2 separate regions of the Mus musculus genome follow, and region 1 is linked to region 2. The links are chromatin loops, found by intact Hi-C in ENCODE. Cell type or tissue: left cerebral cortex. All regions are shown on one strand. Links, peaks and the distances in the headings refer to the core of each region. The heading gives the core; the rest is flanking DNA.

Region 1 (10,513 bases), core at 1,296-9,295, 87 kb after region 2:
AGGAGCTTGCTACTAGTTCTAAACAGAAATACAACCTAGCAGGAAAACATCAGTAATGTGGGCCAACAACCATTCTAAAAGAAGTTAAAAGCATACATACATTTACACTTAATCCATTTAATTCAATTTACTTTAACTGGAGATGTATGCATGTATGTATGTATGTATGTATGTATGTTTGTATGTATGTATGTATGTATGTATCTATCTAACTATCATCTAACTATCTATCTACAAACATCAGTATCCATGCTGGAGCTCAAATCTAGGGTCTCAGGAATGCCAGACAAGCATGGTACTGCTGAGCAACACTGCCAGCCCTGGAGCCGGCCAAGTAATATACTTGCATACACCTTTCAGAGTAGGAACAAATCAACACAAAAGAAGTAATCTTGTTAGTTACCTGTGTGCATGTGTTTGGTGTGAAGATGAGAATATGAAAAACGCATGGGGAATATTTGTAGATTCCTAGCTTAGGCCCCTCAAAGAGGCTCATCCTAAAGAGAAGGTCCTCTGCAGCAAGAAAAGAAAAAATGTGTGTGTGTGTGCAAGTGTGTGTGCAAGTGTGTGTGCATGCATGACGGAGGGAGAGAGGGAGGGAGGGAGGGAGGGAGGGAGGGAGAGAGAGAGAGAGAGAGAGAGAGAGAGAGAGAGAGAGAGAGAGAGAGAGATTGTATATACTTAAGCACACAGAGAGGAGAGCAGGGTGTGCCAGAGGCTAAGAACTGGCAGAAAGTATTAAGCAATAAAAATTTAAATAGCTATAAAACACCAAGTTCCCAGCATTGCCCTTGATCCTTTGGTCCTTTTGGCAGATATGAAAACAATGCAGGGGCTGGAGAGACCACAAGGCTGCTCTTCCAGAGCTCCAGGCTTGGATTCCCAGCACGCACAGGGCAGTCCACAATCTTCCTGAGCCCCAGGGCATTCGCCAGCTTCTGCCCTCCACAGGAACCAGGCATAGAAGTAATGCACAGACATTTATGTAGGCAAAGCACTCATACAATTTTTTTAAACAAGCAAAACACTGTGATCAGCCTTGGGGAATGGGTGAACGGCATCTACTGACCTCCTGGTTTCAACCAACAAATCACTTTCTATGTTTTTTCCAAGTTTACAAGTGTGGATACTATATATCCCACAGGGTTGTGGGGAGGAACAAAGAAACAATCATTTGGCCTCTTTTGTCCAAGGTAGTCTCAGAGGACAGCATCCCTGCGTCACCATTAACTTTCACTCTCAAAAGTGTCCCAGTTTGGATGAATAATTATGTGACTGCCCTATATATAAGTCACTGAGCATGGCATTCAACACAAAACGGTTGTGTCTGTTACTCTAGGGCTGCTCAGGCATGGCCTGCCTAGATTTTAATGATGTGTGCCTTACATTCAAAACAAATAACAATAACTTGGTACAAACTAAAGGGCCTCCGCACCAGTGAGAGCATGACTGCTACAAAGTATCATTGAGGGGAAGGATTTTATGGTAAACTCGAGGGAGAGCAAGGCCTCTGTAAGTGCCCAGAGCAAGGAGAGAAAGTAGGAGATTGATTGTGGCCAGCAGTATGGAGAAAGCACAGGCAAAGGAAACCAATAAAGAGGAGCAAGTTGGGGGGTGTGGGAGTGTGGGGGAAGGGGGCAAGAGATCACACAGCTATAAGGAAGTGAGAAGCTGGGGGGAGATTAGCCTATGGGCTGGAAAGAATTAGGGTGGGGCATGGTAAGAAGAGCTGGGAAGAGCCAGGATGCCAGCATGGACTCTGTAGCAGGTACATGTGTATCTGAGAGAGCCTGGAGGCCAGCATGCACTTGGGTACACTAGCAAGCATGACAAGTAGCCATTTGTCCCAAGTTTCTTTTGGACCTGACAACTACCACCTCCACTCCGTCTCAACAACAAAGCCAGCAATGGATCCCTTGGTGCTGGAGAACAGGGATGCTGGCATAGGGTACTGTTCTCATTAGGCTTATTAACCGCTTCAGCAGAAGTGACCCTGTGGTCACTTCCGAGGGTATGCCACTGCCAAATAGTGATGAGCTACAGTGACGTGCAGCCTCTCCCCTGCCCAATAAAGCCAACAGTCCTTGATCCTCCACCGAAAGGATCAAATGTTGGTATGTAGCTTAGTGGTAGAACATATGTTCCACTTGTATGAGTCCCTGAGTTCTAACACACACACACATACACACACACACACCACAGACACCCCCAAAATGTGTCTGTACTTGAACTGTACCTATTGATAGGTTCAGGCAACTCTATTAATATTAATTTTCCACATCTTTACTCTGATTCTATAAAAGGTCTTTCTCTTGGAGCCTTTGAGGCTCACCTGCCGTATATTTACACACCAACACTAAGTACAGTTCATTGTACTACCCATGATTTCTTTGGCTCAGCAACTAATGTCATCAAGCCAGCATTTCTGTGCTGAATAGATTTTCTCTCTCCCCTGTCCCCTGCCCCTGCCTCTGTCAGTGAAAGGGTCTTACACAGATGGGGGTAACCTTGAACTCCCTATCTATCTGCCTCTACCTCTGAAGTGCTGGGATTACAATCGTGAGCCACCAAGCTCAGTGGATATCGTCCTTATCCACAGAATTAACTCACTACACCTGGGAATCCTGACTCCGGTTCTGCTGACGCACACAAGTTTCCTTAGAACACCCTTAGCCATGGTGGGGCACACACCAATCTCTACGCAAAGAGGTTATTTAGTTCTTCCAGAGCTGTTCATCGTGTGGGGAGTTCTAAGGCCCTGAAAGATTGAGTGAACATAAAGATGTCCTCAGTGGGCAGCAAAGGCTGGCTAGGTTCCAGGGGAAGGGTGCACATCGCCCTGGAAGGAGCCAGGTGATTCTGAATATGCGCTATGCAGCTCATTGGGCCAGTGTTCCCTGGGCGTCATACGGTGGTTAGCAGCACAAGGAAGCCATTTAGGCTTTTCAGACGACTAAGTTGAACCCCACACACTCACTCTCTGTCTGTGTAAACTCTCCTCCCCTGTGAGGGAGCTTGAAGCTAGCCATTCCAAACTTCATCTGGAGTGATGCTAAAGGCCAAAGCAACTTCCTGCCACAGAGACACTCCCAAGCCAACTCCACAGAGCTCCACATTTAAGGAAGGGGGGAGGGGTTGATAGTGGTTGAGATAAAAAGGGAGGGTTAAGAGGGGGGGTTAAGTTTGAAAGTAAATCCGAATTGCCATCTCTCCTTAGACTTTTCTTGCCCAGGGGTGAAGTAAGTGTTGACCATTCATAAAATAATCCACTGAGGATGCCAAGGCGCAGGGAAGAAGGCAATCTAGGCCACATTTTAAGTTTAGGTTCAGAAGGCAAAGGAGTGCCAGAACACATCTGTATTATTTTAGCATTTATCAGACATTCTCGCAGTGTGTTAGATGTTGTCCCAAGTGCTGTGCCTGAACACCCCATGCCTACGAGGCACCCGTTACTTCTGCTTGCTTTTCACGGACGAGGAAATAGAGTCATTGGTTAATCGACGGCCACCCAAGCACAGGCCCCAGAAGACTGGCGGCAAGCCCCTCTGGCTCTGTGACTCGTAGTGAGGGACTGCCAGATTATGGGGTGGAGATGGGAACAGTCAGGGATGTGGGAACAAGTCCCTGAACTGCCGAAGACAGAGAGGGAAAGAAGAGAGAAGACGGGAGTGCAGGGGGTAGGGTGGAGGGGGGGGGGCACGGAAGATATTGCCCTGAGAAAGATTAGGAGATGATATTAAGAAGACCAAAGAATATTCTCAGTAGGGCTGAGAAGACCGTGGCTGTGGCCACAGACACCAAGGACAGCAAATGGTCAGCCCAGGAAGGTCTGGATACAGTGGAAGGAACACCGGGACAGTTGTCCAAGAAAGTTAGGGAAAAAGCTACACGGTGAGTCTGTATAAGAGGAAGTGACATTTCCAGACAGCAGGCTACTGCAAGTCCTTGCTTCATTCAAACCGAACGAAGGGCAGCCTGACAGGATGGGTGTGGTGTGTGTGGTGCCACAGGGGGGAAAAAAAAGTGTCTGAAGCCACCAAGTAGAAACCAATTCATCTCACCAGGCAGAGACCAGTTTGCTTAATTAGCTTGTTAATTCTTCTGATGAGACAAAGATGTATATATATAGTGACATTTTGCCCCACAACGTGCCCTTTCTCTATCAAATGGAAACATTAACCCATGAAAGTTTATGACGTCATCTTTCCCTTTACTACTGCCCAGCAGAAGTAGTCAGCTGTAGCTGCAGAGTTTGTTTCATTGCTTTTTAATTGCCGCACTTGTGTAAATAAGCACCACCACATAATTAGGGGGCTGGTTCTCCATTCAGGTATGTGGGCGGGCACCCTCGGCTTTCCAACCTGGCAAGCTGGGCATGCGCAAGCACGCAGTGAGCTGCTTGCCCCGCGGTACATCCTTTCAGCCAAGGTTAGACTCATAGGCGAAGCCCCGAGGCTCCTGTTTTCCACTCTGTGTTTTGTACAGGCAAATTCCTCTCTCTGTTCGCTACTGGAAAGGTGTAAAACTTCAGAGATGAGAACTGTGCCAACCAGGCTGGGCGCAGGTAAGAGTTACAACAAGCTCCAAAGGGGATAGGCAGCTAGTGCGAGACTCCCTTTCCTCTTTTAAGAAAGGGGTATAAACCATCCAGACCTGCCCCACCCTCAAGAACACTTGGATAATTACCACCTTCAGTCTCTCGAAATAAAGGAATTAGGACACCTGCTCGGGGCTCTGTCGTAATTGTCTCTTCCACATACCCCACAGCCTGGCATGTAGCAGGGTACTCAGTAAATCTTTCCTGAATGAACTGGGAGGATTTGAAATTATGTCACAGATACTCTCAAAGTTGAGATGGACAATAATTTTGAGTCATTTCTTGGTGTGGGGATGCTGGGAGAAAGTAAGGAGTTTAAAGAAGGTGAAGCGGTTACCTGTCCTTGGAAGACAGACAAGAAGAGAAGATTTTAGAGAAATCCCTCTAGGTATTGTACAACATAAAGCATAATTTCCCATCCTGAGTGAGGCACGGCAAAACCGGATAGAAAGAAGCAGGCTGTGGACTCGTCAAACAAGCTTAAAATCCACATCCTGATGTCACACTTGTAAGCGGGGGATTTTGTTGTTTGGTTGTTTGTTTTTCCATTGAGATAAACTGCTCTCTGGAGTGTCCAGTCTGTCAAATTATTTTCATTAATCAGAGGGTCACCAGACAAAGGAAGATTCGTATGTGAGTCTGTGAGTATGGAGTATCCGGAAAATGAACCCAAGTTAAAAGATTTATGGCTTCAACAAAGCAGCAGCACTACTCCCAAATGGCCTCCCGCTTGTACAGAAACACTCCAGACAAGCCCCCTAGTGCACAGTGGGGCTCCCTGAGCTGGGGAAAATGGCTTCTGTGGAGATCATCCACAGATGCAACCCCCAAATATCTTTGGACAGGCGCTTCAGCTTTCTCAAAACAATCTAGCCCAAGTTCTCTTGCCTAGGTTTGTTTACATAAAAAGGATTTTTAGCTACAGGTCATTCGTGGAGGATACGTTCGGTACCCCTCAGGGTTCCAGGTAGGTTAATTAGTATATACCCAATAAAATATAGAAAATAATTTTTAGAAACAAAATTTTAATGCAAAACAGTCGAGAGCGTCTAAAAGATCTGTCAGTCATTTGGCACAAAATCAGCACAAAAGCAGATGCATCAATAAGACTCTGTTTTTAAAGTGTGCAGAAAAATGCAAGGTATCCCTGAACATCTGAAAGGCCTCATTCTGATTTCTAACCCAGACCCAGGATGGCTTAGAGGTTGCCTTTTTGAAATAGTGAATTGCTAACAATTTTTATATAGGTCCGAAATGCAACTTCAGAACCATGATATTTTTATAGCCTAAGGAACCATCTGGGTCAGACCCATACTTGTTTACATTTCAGAAGCACGCTTGTACTAGAGCAACTAAGACCTCTAGAAGCTGGAACAGATAAACAGCCTTCTGAACACCATGCACAGGTACCAGGGATAGACCAAATGGATCTGCAGACCAGTTTGTGCCTAACAAAGATGAGTCTTAGGTTTTGGACTTCCAAGTCGTTTTCCCTCTTCAGACAATTACAATAATTGTCAATAATACAATAATTGTTAATAAGACAATTACAAAGTACTCTCTACCCTGCCACACCCCTTCGGCTAAGCTGCACTTCACAAAATATTTAGATGAAGCCTGAACACAGCAAACAAACACCAGGCAGGCAATGCAGCCTGGCATGCCGAACCTGCCCTCCCCAGAGTCAGAAGGGCCGCATCTCTGGAAATTCTAAGGAAAAAAAAATCTATTAATTTTATTGCAGCCTTCAAAGTTGAGCAGGGATAGTTCAGACACTGACGTTTTTGATTTTCACAGCAGATGGAGAGAGAGAGAGAGAGAGAGAGAAACTTCCTCAGCTCACAAACATATGTGTCCAGTTGAGATATGATTGCTCCAACCTTAGCAGCATCCAGAAAACAAAACCAAAAAAAAAATTATATATATATATATTTTCTATCACTCACCGTTACTCCAGGATTTCAGTAAATATTTGATACTGATTTCAAAGAAGCCGGAATCCTGCTGGCTGGCCATGTCTGCCTCATACAAAGAAGCCCCTAGGACTAGAAGCTGCAGTTGGAGGAGCAGGTACCGGGCGTGGAGATGTGCCTGTCACAGGTTAGTGATGTAAGCGAGGGTCAGAAGCAAACGGCCACGCTCCTCATTTAAAGGACACCGGGAGAGGGATGCTCAACCTCTTCTCCTCTTCCTCCTCCTCCGGGGCCAGGGCTGGCTTCTTATTTGCTGGGTGCTGATCTCCCTTGCAAGCCTTCAGAGGCAGAGGCCTCAGCCGCTTTCATTTCAGAGCTGACATAAGCAGCAATGCCTGCCTACTGCCTGCGGCCGCCCACATGCTCAGCCACAGCCAGGTATGGTGGCAGAGTCCCCACCCGCACTGTGAGCTGCTGCTGCACCCGGGTGGACAGATGTCTGGGCCTCCTGGCTGCCCACCCTGCAGCCCCCCGCTGAGGGATGGACTGAAGCCCCGCCCCCAGCCCCTTCCTTTCTCAACCTGAGCTCCCACCCAGCTTCCACCTCCCAGCTCGCTAGGGGAGGGACTAGGAATTTGCCAGCTGCCTGAGGCTCCTCGGTGCAGAAAGGTTGGCAGGCGGCAGCCCGGGGTGTGCTCGGGCTGCGATTTCCCCTTGTGTCTGTCCCTGAAAACACTCAACTGCGGCACTCTGCGGTAAGCCAGCTGCACCCTTGCATTTGGAAGCAGCGGCGTTTGGGGAGGGGTGTGTGAGTGTGTGTGTGTGTGTGTGTGTGTGTATGTGTGTGTGTGTGTGTGTGTATGGGGGGGGGGGGGGGGATTCTGTCATCGCTGCAACCGAGAAGCCAGACGCCTGCCTGCCTGGCCTTTCCTTCCTTCTCTGGGATGTGCAGACGGGGATCCGCATTTTGTGCAATACAGGCTTTTTGAGGGGCACCCTAGCCTCAAAGCCTGAAGGGAAGGAACACATGCTTAGTCGGCTTGCCTAGCGAACGCCCGGATTCCACCATGGACCGGTTTCTTCATGTTGTCATTTCTAAGACTCACACAGACCAACACACCTTATTTCATAAGCACGAAGGAGCTAGGATGCAAAGGCATTAGGCGCCTGCCTTCTCCTTAATTCTTGGTATCATGTGTCCTGATTTCAGTCGGCTTTGTTTCTCACAACTAATAGGCTTAGTGGAGGGATTAAATAAGAGAATTGTATTTTGACAACGATGGAACCTCTGTCAGGTGAGGTTTGACCAGCCATTTCGAAAGCCACTGGGCCCTCTTTTCCTCAGCATATCTATGACTGGAAGTTTCCAATAGAATGAATTATAATGTAGTAATTATTTAACGCCGCCGCCCCCCTCCCCCCCGCCCGGGCACACAAACGTACAAATTCCGTCCTCCAGCCAACACACAAACAAGACTTCCTAGTTCCTCTCCTAATTCATTCGAGAAACGAAAGGACAGTATACTTTTTTTTTTTCTAGCAAAGAACTTTAAAAACCAATTAAATGCCACTTCTAGAAATGTCCTGGTTTACCTGTGAATGTGGATATGGATACAGTACAGGATACACTCCTATACTCAATGCTTCAGCTTCCTGAAATCCTTCATCAGACTGAGGTCTCCCTAATTCACATGCATACTTCAGTGATGAGTTCATTTTTTTTTTAATCAGCTGTACCGAGAATGTACGAGATCTATGTAAAAGATGATTGGAAGGCTTTCCTTCAAAAATATCCATTAATAACTGGGTTGGCACTCCCCCATCTTACACAGCACTGAAAGAACAAGCCACAGGGGTACTGAGAAAAATGCTACATTGGCTCTCCCAGGGCCCCAGTCTCACCTGGCACCAGCTAGCTTCACTTGCATTGAAGCCTAAGGGAAATTATTAACTTTGCTAAACCTTGGACCCTCATTTATACAGTAGGCATACTCAATGCACCCATTTATACAGTGGGCATAATCAAGGCAACATTTCCTTGCACACAGCACTCTCATATTCCATTACTTAGTGAACCAATAGTAATAGTAAGTAGTGGGGGAGAGCAGGTTGTGATAAGCAAACAAGCTACTCTATATCGCCACTATAAATATTTATGGTTCGTTTGTTTTTGAGACAGGGTCTCTCTTTGTCTCCCTGGCTGTCCTGGAAATGACTATGTAGACCGCCTGACTCTACCACCTAAGTGCTGAGGTTACAGGTGTGCACCACCACACCCAGCCTTAAATACATAAACTTTTTACATCTTAATTTGGGACTTGAGAAAGGGCTCAGCTGTTCTTGAGGAGGACCCATATACAGTACCCAGCATCCCCAAACATCAGTAATTCTGGTTCCGGGGGTTGCAGCGCCTTCTTCTGGCCTCCACAGGTACTGCATGCACAGATACACATGCGGGCAAAACACTCGTATACATAAAGTAGAAATGAATAAATCCTTTAGAAAACTCCCAACACAGGTTTTAAAATTTTTCGGTGGTGCTCTGAGCCTACTTCCTGGTCACTCCATGCATTTCAAAGGAAACGATGATAAAGACTTAAAGCTAGTTAGGAGAAAAAAAAATGGCATTTAGTTTTTCCTGTGAAGAGTGAATTGGCTGTTCTGTATCAGGCTCCACACTTTTATTTTAGTAAGTGGACATACATCCTAAATAAACAGAAGAGGCCTTCTGCTCTGCTCAAAGTCTGGCCCATCAAAGGGAACGAAACCTGCTGCAAGCTGGGACAAGACCAGCTTCTTTTGTCCAGTTTTCTTGGGGAGGGGCTCATTTAAAAAAAAATACAAAAACAAACCTGAAGGCACCTAAACTACTTTGAAGTAGAACAATAAAATCAGAATCTGTCCCTGGCTTGCTCCCTGACTTCCACTGTCATTTAAGACAACCTATAGCTATCTCAGTTCTCACGTCCCTAAAAGTCCTGAGCCGTCTCTGGAGACAGCGAACAGGCACTGGGGGCTGAACGAAAGATAAGAGGGGGAATGATGGAGAGCAGCCAGAAATGAATGGTTTCAAAGAGTAGGGTGTGTGTGTGTGTGTGTGTGTGTGTGTGACAGAAACAGAGAGACAGAGAGACAGACAGACATAAAAAAGAGTCAGAGGAGAGAGAGACAGAGGCAGAGACAGAGGAGAGAAAGATGGAGAAAGAGAGACAGAAAGAAAGGCAGAGACAGAGGCACAGGAGAAACAGAGGAGAGAGAGAAAGATGGAGATAGACAAAGACAGAGGAGGGAGAGAGAGGAGAAGAGAGAGAAAGAGAGATAGAGACAGAAAGTAGCCTGAGACAGGGGCTAGCAACTGACGAGAGCATCTATGTTTATAGAATATAAATTCCTTGCTAAAATACACATTTTAAAATCATATTTAATCCTCACTTCAAACCTGCAAGCTGGGGAGGGACTAAGAGTAGATGAGAAAAATTGAGGTTTAAAGAAATATAAGGTGAAAGTCACCTAGCTAATAAAATGTATGTCTAGCTCATTTAGTCACTCATTGTTGATAAATCGTCACCATCATCTCTACCACCACCACCACCATCATCATCATCACCATCACTTTTAATTGTAAACCAGATTGAGGGTCGACTTCCTCAGAGAATGTTCAGGGAAGAGACACCCAGAATCCCTGATAGCGGACAGCCTATTCACCACCCACTTCCCTGGCTTTTTCCTGGTTGAAGAATTGTTCCCCGGAGCTTTGCAGTACCCTGAGGAGCCTAGAGAGAGATGCCATTATTCCTCACAGTAATCTGATCCACTGTACAGGTCGTGTCTCTCCAGGGACCCCTGACCCACAGTGGAGGTCGGATGGCTGTTGAGAAAATTCCAGCCAGGTGCTGTTCTCCATGTGAAGGGTGGAAGGGCTCTTCCTACCCTGCTGTGGGATGGAGCCAGCTGAGGACTCAGTCCAGGGGCAGCACATGTATTTTATAACCAAGACACAGGT
Region 2 (10,513 bases), core at 1,133-9,132:
GGCAGAGGCAGAGGCAGAGGCAGAGGCAGAGGCAGAGGCAGAGGCAGAGGCAGAGGCAGAGGCAGAGGCAGAGGCAGAGGCAGAGGCAGAGGCAGAGGCAGAGGCAGAGGCAGAGGCAGAGGCAGAGGCAGAGGCAGAGGCAGAGGCAGAGGCAGAGGCAGAGGCAGAGGACCATTAGCTTGAGTCTAGCCTGGGCTATATAATAAAACTGGTTCAAAGAAGAAGCTACTGGGGATGGAACTCAGTCAAACAGCACTGGCTCAGCATGGCAAAGTCCGGCTCCCTGGTACCACAGCAACAACAATAACAACAACAATAACAATAAATAAATAAACAAATAAATAAGAATGACCTATCTACTATGTGTAGTACAGGCTTCTAGAGTTTGAGCTGGTGATTGAACACAGATACAAAAGCTACAGTGCCTACTTTCAACTTCTCTGTATTGTTGAAAAAGCAGATTAATACCAACGACACCTGTAACATCATTTTTTGAAATTTCAATCAAGGATATAAAGCTAATTGCTTGGGCCAGGTATGGTGGTACATGATTTTAATTCCAGCACTTGGGAGGCAGAGGCAGGTTGATGGCTAGTCTGGTCTACATAGTGACTCCTGGGCAGCTGGGGCTACACAGAGAGTCTCTCAAACAAACATACAAACAAAAAAGCCCTAAAGCTAATTGCTTTTCTAGTTCTAACTCTGTCGTAGATTTTCAGGTTTTGGTGGTAAATAAGTGCAGAAAACATATCTGAAAATATAAGGTCCAATGCGAAGTTCTGTAGGGCCACATCGTAAGGAGTTTATTGAGATGCATAGACTCTGAGTATGGTTAATGTTGGTCCATGGAGTTTTTTATTTGGGGGTTCTTTATAATAAGGTTTTAGTAAATAATAATAAATGATTCATTATCAAGGCTAGGAGTGTAGAGAGTTGGCTTGATGCTGCTTGTATCCTAATGCTAACATTGGGCCCCAAGACTGGTGCCCCAGAGATAAGAGAGTCTGAACAGTAAGACACTAAGTGACCCTGACCCCAAGTTATTTCTGATTGGTAAATAAAGATGCCAACAGCTAATAGCTGGGCAGAAGAGACATAGGTGGGATATAGGTTTCATGGGCTTGGGGGCCAGAGAGGGCACACGAGGAAGAAGAAGGTGCAGGAGAAGGAGACTCCACCATGGGTTAGGAATAAAGAAAACAGGGTGCTGAGGGCTGGCCAATTAGAGTTAAGAGCAGCCCAGATGAAACATAGTAAGCAATAACTCGGGGTTATCGATAGGACAGTAGAGTCTAACAGCATGGAGGTAGATATCAGGCCAGCTCTTGTGCTGTTTAAGGATTATTGTAACTATAAAGGCTGTGTGTAGTTTTTACCCAGGGACAAAATGATCAAAAGCGGGGTAGAAACCCTGGGTCGGAACTAACAATTCCCATAATATAGGAGGCGAGGGAATATAGCAAACTGAACTTAGGAAGGGCAACTGTGATCATGAAAGCTGAGTGGGAACTACCCAGATCTGAGGAGTTCAGAGCAACTGTTGCCCTTGAGGTAGAAATCACAGGACACGTGACAGGACACAGAGGAGGGTACAGGGACACTCTGCTTGCAGACACAGAATGGGCCTGCACCCATAGTTATGGCTTACTAAACCTTACATTTTATAGGGTTTCCGATGTCTGCTGCATTCTTTTTAGAAAGGCAGCTGAGCAGAGGTGTTAATGTCCGCACAGAAATGTAAATGCATTTGGGTGAGGTATTCTCCAGGGAGCTGGTGACTCACTAAGGGCTCACTCCTGATCTGCAGTGGCATTTCCCACTTCCTGGACAACATTTCAAACTGGCCCATCGTGCTGTCTCTAACATTTCCTGAATACTTGGGAAATAAGGGAGGAAATATTGGTTGTATATCATTTTATATAAATTAACACAGGGATTGTAAAGTTGTGGTTTTGTCTTTCAGATGAAGATACTCGTAAAGATTAAAATGTAAATTGTATTAAATTTAGAAAGCTCAATTTGGTGTCAGGTAACGCTCATTTGGGTGGAAACTGAGAATTGTACTCCTGAACGTTTTAAAATTAAATCCTAAATTCCAATGACACCATTCTTTTCTATTTCATATGTGTGCAGTACACTACATATAAATATACATACCACACACACACACATATATATATGTTAAGATGGCAAAGATGACCATAGAGACAACAGATATCTAAGAGGCACTTCAACCACACACAGTAGCTCTTTAATCCTCAGGGCAGTCCCGTGAAGGGGCATGGTTGCATCCCTCTCAAACATCAAGGCTTCAAAACCTAATAGAGCCAGACAGCTGATCAATGATGGAGCTGATGTCTGAAGGCCATGGCTGACTCAGACTTTCCTCCTCTTACTCCCATGAGACACACTAAGACTGAATTCAGGATTGTTTAAGTATGTTTGTTCCCTATGTGGGCAAGGTCTGAAAACTCACTGAAAAGATACCTTTTGACACAGGATCACTCTAGGTTTCCCAGGCTGGCCTGGAACTCTCGGTATCCCTGGCAGACTGCAAGCCTTAAACCTCCCAATTCTGCCTCAGTCTCCGGAGTCTAGCCCCTGCCTAGATTTACTGTTTGGGTTGCTTATGCCTCTCCCTCGTACCCCCAAGTCATACACAGAGTGAGTGTGACTATTCTAGGAGATGGGGCCCTTGAAGAGGTATGGGAAGACGGGTTGTCTGGCGTGGGCCCTCACTCAATATGCCTGGGGGATGTTTTAAAGACAAGATAATTGGAACATAGCACCGACAGGTAAAGCCACAATGAAGGGCTACTTCTCCACAGGGGAATCAGCCCTGCCAGCACCTTGAACTTGATGCCTGGAACTCTGAAGAAATAAATGTCTGTCAGTAAAGCTTTCTCAGGTCTGTGGCCTTTGTTACAGCATCCTGACCTATCACGTGGGCAACCGCCTCGCCAGCTAATGCCTACAGCTTGAAAGGGAACTGACCCGACAGACCAAGCCACTTTCCTCAACGACTAAAACAAGCATCACGTGGATGAACATACAGTTATCTGTGTGGCATCCTGGTCTGTGGTACAGGTCGTTAAGCCCCAGCGACTCCGGAGACTGAGGCAGAATTGGGAGGTTTAAGGCTTGCAGTCTGCCAGGGATACTGAGAGTTCCAGGCCAGCCTGGGAAACCTAGAGTGATCCTGTGTCAAAAGAAATAGCCTGTAAGGAAACATAACAAGAAGATGGATGGGATATGCATCTGCAGAACAGTGTTTCTCAGCATGCTTGAGGACCTGGGTCCAAAGGTAGTCACCGGCCTAACATATGGGAGGTCCTGGGTTCAATTTCCACTCCCAAAGGAAAAGAAGCAAGGAAGCAAGCAAGGAAGGAAACAAGGAAGGAAGCAAGCAAAGGAGGTAGGAAAGAGAAAGAGGAAGAGAAACGGGCTAGGGAGGGCAGGCAGAAAGATTCTTGACTTGAATGTGTTACAGTTCTCTCCTTTAATGCTTATTGTCTGACACCTCTGAGCTAGGTGCAGGCTCCACAAGATCAGGCACACAGTAGGTACTCAGGAGCGATGCTGAGCACATTAATTGCTTAGGAGTGGGAAGTCCTGATGTGGAGGTGGTTAAGCAGAAGCCCCACACACCCTTGTGCGCCCACTCGGAGGACGTCACTGAGAGGCATCTCAGAGTGAACACGGTCAGAATGTGTAATTAATATCAATTCATTTCTCCCGTTGAATAACAGGCACTTCTCATAGAAAAGGCCTGCAGTTATACATCTATTCTTTTACTCTTAATCCACAGCTAACAAGGAGAGGTAGAAAAAGGCAGGCTGCTTACGTAACTCAGTACGTCAATACGATGAGGCAGTGGCTAAAATTTTACTTTTTCATTTAAAAATAGATGCAACTATTTTTTTTTTTACTGTGAAAAGTTCCATATAACACAAACATGTTATTTTAGGATACAGCCAACCTGCAGATCTATTTCCAGTTAAAGTCTAATTTCTTTTATAATGGTCTCCTTTTTTGTTGTTTTTTTTAAAGAAAGAAGATTATCTATGGTGTTTCCTTTAATACTTCATTTGGTGCTATATTTAGCATATACAAGAATTAAACAATGACTCAATTTGTGGTATTCTATGAAACTCACATAAAGGGGCCTGAAGAAATTACTCAGTGGTTAAGAGCACCGGCTGTTCTTACAGAGAACCTGGGTTCAATTCCTAGCACCCACAACCACCTGTAACTTCAGTTTTAGGGGATTTGGCACCCTCTTCTGGCCTCCTCATGTACTGCACACACATGGAACACACACACACACATACACACACACACACACACACACACACACACACACACACGAGGGCAAAGCATCCATACACATTAGAAAAAAAAAGAAAAAAATGAAAAACATGAATAAAGATGAGAAACCAACCAATCAACAACCAACCAACAGCCTAACCTTGAATGATAGCAATTAATGCATTTGCTAATGAAATGAACATCTTATAATTTGAGTTATTTCTTTTTTTAAAAGATAATATATATATATATATATATATATATATATATATATATATATATATATATATATATATATATAAATACACTCCAGATACAGCAGAAGAGGGCATCAGATCCCATTACAAATGGCTGTGAGCCACCATGTGATTGCTGGGAATTGAACTCAGGACCTCTGAAGAGCAGCCAGTGCTCTTAACTGCTAAGCCATCCCTCCAGCCCATCTCTTTTCTTTTCTTGTCTTGTCTTTTCTTTTCTTTTCTTTTCTTTTCTCTCTTCTCCTCTCTTTTTTCTCTTTTCTCTCTCTCTCTCCCCGCTTCCTCCCTCCCTCTCTCTCTCCCTCCCTCCCTTTCTCTCCCCCCATTTTTTTTTTGGCTTTTCAAGACAGGGTTTCTTTGTGTCACCCAGGCTGTCCTGGAACTCACTCTGTAGTCCAGGCTAGCCTCTCAGTGGCAGCAATCCTTCTGCTCCAGTAACCTGAGATTTGGGGCGATGGCTTGAGCTAACACACTTAGCATGACATTGTTTCTCAACTTGTTCGGAGCCTGCCTAGCCAAGGACAGTCATTTGACAATATGCAGTAGTATGCATTATTCATAAAAACTAAGAGAAGTACAAACATTTATTTTTTGTTATTTTAACATACCAAACTTTCCATGTGATAACATGAGAGAACTTTACTAGTATAATTACAAATATACTGAGATTTTTCATAGTCTGATGAGTCAGCAAATATACATATTGATCTCTTCTTTTCAAGATCATTTCTAAGTATGCATGAACTAAGGACCAGATAATTGCAGCTTTATCCAGTTTAATGCAAAAATATTCACTACTCAATTAAATGAAACTATTTCTTTTTTTTTTTTTTTTAAGATTTATTTATTTATTTATTTACTTATTATATGTAAGTACACTGTAGCTGTCCTCAGACACTCCGGAAGAGGGAGTCAGATCTTGCTACGGATGGTTGTGAGCCACCATGTGGTTGCTGGGATTTGAACTCCTGACCTTTGGAAGAGCAGTCGGGTGCTCTTACCCACTGAGCCATCTCACCAGCCCAAATGAAACTATTTCTAAAATACATCATTCCTCCTTTCCCTAGTGACTCAGGAACCACAAGATCATAATAGATTTTTTTAAAAGTATATTTGAGACCCAAGCACAATGGCCTGCAGTGCCTGAGGTAGCCAGGAGAGGGCGTCAGATCCCCTGGAACTGGAGTTACAAGTGGTTGTGAGCTACCTTGTGCTGGGAACTGAACTCAGCTCCTCTGTACCTCTGACCAGCTCTCTAGCCCCTGTCATTTAGTGTAGCCTTCATCTGGTGCTCCTCTGTGACTGTCTGTCATTCACCTTGATACTTCTCCCTCATGTCAGTACCTTGCCCTCCAGACAGTCCCACCTCCATTTTCTAACGTTGAGGTTTTCCTGTGTGAGAAAGCAGACAACTCCTTTGCTGGAAAGATGGATCAGAGAGAAGGAAAACTCAACACAAGCCATGTTGGGGGGTGGTGACTCTACTTTCTATGGTCTTATGGTTTTACCTGGCTTAGGTGAAGTTGCTGTATTAGGAAAACGCTTTGGAGGGGCCAGCGAGATGGTTTTGGAAATAAAGGTGCTTGCTGCCAAGCCTGAGGACCAGAGTTTACTTCTCAGGACTTGACAGTGGAGAGAACTGACTCTTGCCAATTGTTTGTGCCTCCTAATAGAAGGATGATGATGATGATAATGATGATGACGACAACGACGAAGACATAAAAAGTTTGATAAATTATGCACTTCCATGGTGTGAGGAAATTTCATTTGTCTTTTTTTCTTTTCTTTTTACTGTTCCTTAAACAATACAGCGTGTCAACTATTTCCACAGCATTCATATGGTATCAGGGGTTATGGGTTACCCAGAGTGACCTAACTGTATGTCGGAAGAGCAAAGCTTATGTGGAAAGACTGCATATGCTGTTTGCATGGACATGAGCATCCCAGACTTTGGTATCCATGGGAACAAGGGGTGAGGCAGGGATATGGGCTGGCTTGATCTTACTCAGGTCTTAAACACAGAGCCGTAGCTGCTTCGAGTTCATACGGGCAACAGCCCTTCCGTGTCCAGCAAACATTTTCACAGCAGGCAAACACTACCTCTGGTCCTTAACCATCTTTCTGCTCTCTCTTCCCTGATGCTTCCTAGGCCTTAGAGACACGGAGTATGAGATGGCTGTCTTAGAGAGAGAATGCCATAGTATCTTACTCTGTACACTGATCAGTTGAGAGTCCCTGTATTATTGACATCTACTGCAAAAAGTAGCTTCTCTAATGGGGGTTGAGGAATGCACTAACTTAATGGTCATGAAGAATTCCATCCCTTGAAGACAGACCTCCCTCTCCCTCTCCCTCTCCCTCTCCCTCTCCCCAACCCCCCCCCCCCCCGACTGCACTTCACGGGGACTGGGGCATCATTCGCCATAAGCTGTTTCCTTGGCCTGAATTCCCACCATGTCCTTAGTTGCTTGTACCTGATCTAGCCATTCAGGCTTTTGACTGGATTGCCTCTGAGTTGAACGGAATGAAGCCTGGCAGGTAGGGTGTGACCGTGTCTGGAATGAGTTTATCAGTGCTCACAGTCTAACATGGCACTGTTCTAGCCTGCTAAGTATCACAGGGCCAGATAAATTTAGCAAGGAGAATTTCCCCCCTGACTTGTTTCCATGACAATGTCTGGGACATTTTTAGCTCAGTTGAATTAAGCAAGGTCTGTAGTGAAAGGGACATTGTAGAATGGAATTTTCCCACTTACGAGTGAGAGCCTGTAAGTAACTATCTGGTCCTGGCGGACTGAAAAGCAAAACAAAACTAAACTAAAAGATGTCTTTGGAATATTTGAGAAGAGAGAAAGTAATTTGGTCACACACATTTTTTTTTTCTTTCTTAGAAACAGTGGCCCGAAATGAAGGGATGTGGTGGGATCTGGTCCAACTGCCAAGATGGAAGAGGCAGTTTGGACCTGTTTTGAGGGAGACTCTAGTTGGCTTCACACTCTGCACATGCTTCTGTAAGTTAGAGGCTCTGTAAGTTAGAGGCTTCTGTACGTTAGAGGCTCAAGGGCGCCGGCACTCACTCACTTGGCTTGGGCCAGCACTCCGATGACCTCAGCATACAGATCAGCCACAATGTGCATATTGCCAGTGTTGGGACCCAGGTACCTGAGTGGGACAGAAGCAGACAAGTTAGGGGTCTGGTGCCCAGAAAAGATCAATGAGCTAAATTAGAAGTTAGCGTTCTACGTTGTCAATACTCTAAGGAGGGAAATCGCCTTACCCTTCTTTGTATTTAAAGTGCTTGAAAGCCAAGTTAATAATATCATGTATTAAGCTGTCAATTACAGGATGAAGGGGGATCTGGAAAAAAAAAGATGACATTGAATTTGGAAGAGATTATTAAACAACCTGTCTATAATAGTCACTCCAACAATGACACATGGCCTATTGTAATCAATAAACAGGGTCCACATTGCCCAGTAATTCATAAGCCATACATTCAGACTTTTAAAACGTAGTCAGTCTTACAAAGTGTAAATAGAAAGTGATAGTAAATGAATCACTCACCTGTTTCAAGACTTCTATTAACACTAAAGAAAAGATGAAATCAATGGCAAGGTCCCGTCTCTCCATTAAATAGTCTCGCTGCTGTTCATCACTGTGAAGGTTAAAACGAAGGTACTTTTAGGGTGAAGTGGACCATCTCATCAGAAGACTGCTCCCAGTCCCCACCCTGGACCACCCTGCTCTGACAAGATCATGTGTTACCCTGGACCACCATGCTATGACGAGATCATGTGTTACCGCACAGGAAGGTTGCTGCTTTCATTATGGCTCAACGGGCAAATACTGCCAGAATATTTGATTTTAAAAAAATGCCAACCATATAGCCATCTGTGGGTGCAGAACCTCATTCTGTGAACTTTCCTATAGTCCCCCTGCAGCCCAGGAATGCGACTGTTGATAAAATAAGATTCATATGTGAGACAGAGCTTCCAGGGTGGGGGTGTGTGTTCAAAGGATCTTGGGACTTAAGGTAGCGATGTAATTAACAGATTTCACAAAGGATCCTGGGTAACGAGAAGCTGGAAGCATTTGACAGAGGAAGTGATATGACAGGAATGGAAGGAAGGGAGGAAGGAAGGAAGGAAGGAAGGAAGGAAGGAAGGAAGGAAGGAAGGAAGGAAAAAAGGGAGGGAGGGAGGGAGGGAGGAGGAAGGGTAAAGTGGAGTATTTGTATTCATTGTAAAGGCATGCCAAGGGAAATGTGCATCTCCTTGCCTGCTTTCTGCTGGGTACTGACCTTGACCCTCAATGGGTGGGATGGCCATGGTGTGGAAATGTCCTGACTTAAACTATGCCTCTTCTACCTTTCCCAATGATGAGAGGGAAATGCTAATGATACAGATTGACTGTCTCTTCTCTGAAATGCTGGGGGATGTCTTCTCACTTTGGAGTATTTGTACATGTAACATCTTGGGGATGAGATCCAAATCTAAGCACAAAATTCCTTATGTCTCATGAATACTCTCTGATGGTGATTAGCATGGGTCGAGCATACTGCTCTCTGTGTCGCCTGCATCTGTGGTGTGAGATCAGCCGTGGGGTCATCTACTTTTGACCTTCCTGTCACATCAGACATTTATTTATTTATTTATTTATTTAGGAGCACTTCAGTTTGGGGATTTTTTTTTTTCAAGAGAGATGGTCAACTTTACTTGAATGAAGGTTTGAAGTGGTCAGGCATCTATAGTACTTAGTGTAATCTCCTAAACACATAGAGGGTCCATACTTGTTGAGGCTAACAGGATACACACTCCCTTGGAAGGTATTTTCAGAATAAGCCAAAGGAATTTAAAGCATGAGATGCTTTTGTTGTGTGTCTAGGAATGAGGAATAAGAGGAAAACAAGATGGGATTTCAGACACGTACACGTACACGCACACGCACACAGATGCGCGCATGCATACATATACACACACACACCCCCATACGCACACACACATACACCAAGGCACAGACCCATGCACACACACACGAACTTCTGGAAGTGCCTGTTATTGTATGAAGTCACATCCGGTAGGTTGGTGAGGTTAAGAAGGGAAGCTTTGGTTTCGCTTTTCCAAGGGAAATCATGGTCAGATCATTTCTGAGCAGCAAGACAGGAGGAAGAGTGTAAACAAATCCATCCAAGGTCATTTGAGACCCACCTGAGCTCGGTGCTAGAAAATGAACAAATCTGTATTCAAAAAGAGAGCCTTCCCAGTCGAGACTCCAGCACGCACCTCACGAGACAGAAAAAGGAGGTTTGAAGCAAGAGCAAGAAGGCTCTCAATACAGCAGCAGTAGAGCCGCTTGGTAAAGGTCCTTTAAAGCAGCCAGAGAAGGCGACAACCCAAGCTCCATTCCTGGAACCCCAGGTGGAGGTGACTCCCCAAAGCTGACATACACGCATGCTGGACCACCTCCCTCGTCCCCTCGCCTCTACCCAGTGATGATGATGATGATAATAATAATAATAATAAAACTTAGAACCGTTTCCCAAAGTGCTCAGAGAACCCCAAGAAAGGGGTAGTTTCTGGCTGGGAAAAATAAAAAAATAAAATTAAACATTTTAAACCCTGATTTTATTTAATATGGCAAATTATGACTTCAGATAAAAAATACATACTTGCCGGGCGTGGTGGCGCATGCTTTTAATCCCAGCACTTGGGAGGCAGAGGCAGGCAGATTTCTGAGTTCGAGGTCAGCCTGGTCTACAGAGTGAGTTCCAGGACAGCCAGGGCTACACAGAGAAACCCTGTCTCGAGAAAAAAAAAAAAAAAAAAAAAAAGAAAAAGAAAAGAAAAGATACATACTTTTCCAATAGTGATTCAATTTGACTGCCTAGTGGAGGTCCAAGTGACAGGAGCCAGAGGCATCTGACAAATACTTTTGACAGGGAAGATGCTG

Evidence for each region. A loop is a pair of places that touch in the nucleus more often than their neighbours do. Peaks named below come from ENCODE experiments on the same cell type or tissue, not always from the same donor. Only the 100,000 strongest peaks of a DNase experiment are listed, where the experiment ranks them.
Region 1: a loop joins it to region 2, with 2.3 times the contacts of the local background. A loop is called at or near these places in 6 of 42 quality-filtered maps.

Annotation. Positions count from the first base shown.
Region 1 is chr5:150,256,369-150,266,881 of GRCm38, reverse strand. It overlaps Fry (FRY microtubule binding protein), which reads right to left and starts at 6,952. Exons shown (of 61, transcript NM_172887.2): 1 at 6,544-6,952. The coding sequence starts at 6,613. In left cerebral cortex, for the core only: CTCF peaks have their summits at 5,367 and 8,933 (motif pointing left); DNase peaks (open chromatin) are centred at 6,317, 6,939, 7,138, 7,466 and 2 more places; H3K4me3 peaks cover 5,070 bases; H3K27ac peaks cover 5,228 bases.
Region 2 is chr5:150,343,259-150,353,771 of GRCm38, reverse strand. Fry (FRY microtubule binding protein) reads right to left here. Exons shown (of 61, transcript NM_172887.2): 5 at 8,129-8,219; 6 at 7,842-7,921; 7 at 7,646-7,726. Among named protein-coding and RNA genes, the nearest start is that of Gm36299, 59 kb to the left of the region's middle. In left cerebral cortex, for the core only: CTCF peaks have their summits at 4,227 and 5,725 (motif pointing right); DNase peaks (open chromatin) are centred at 1,722, 3,769 and 7,247; H3K27ac peaks cover 2,379 bases.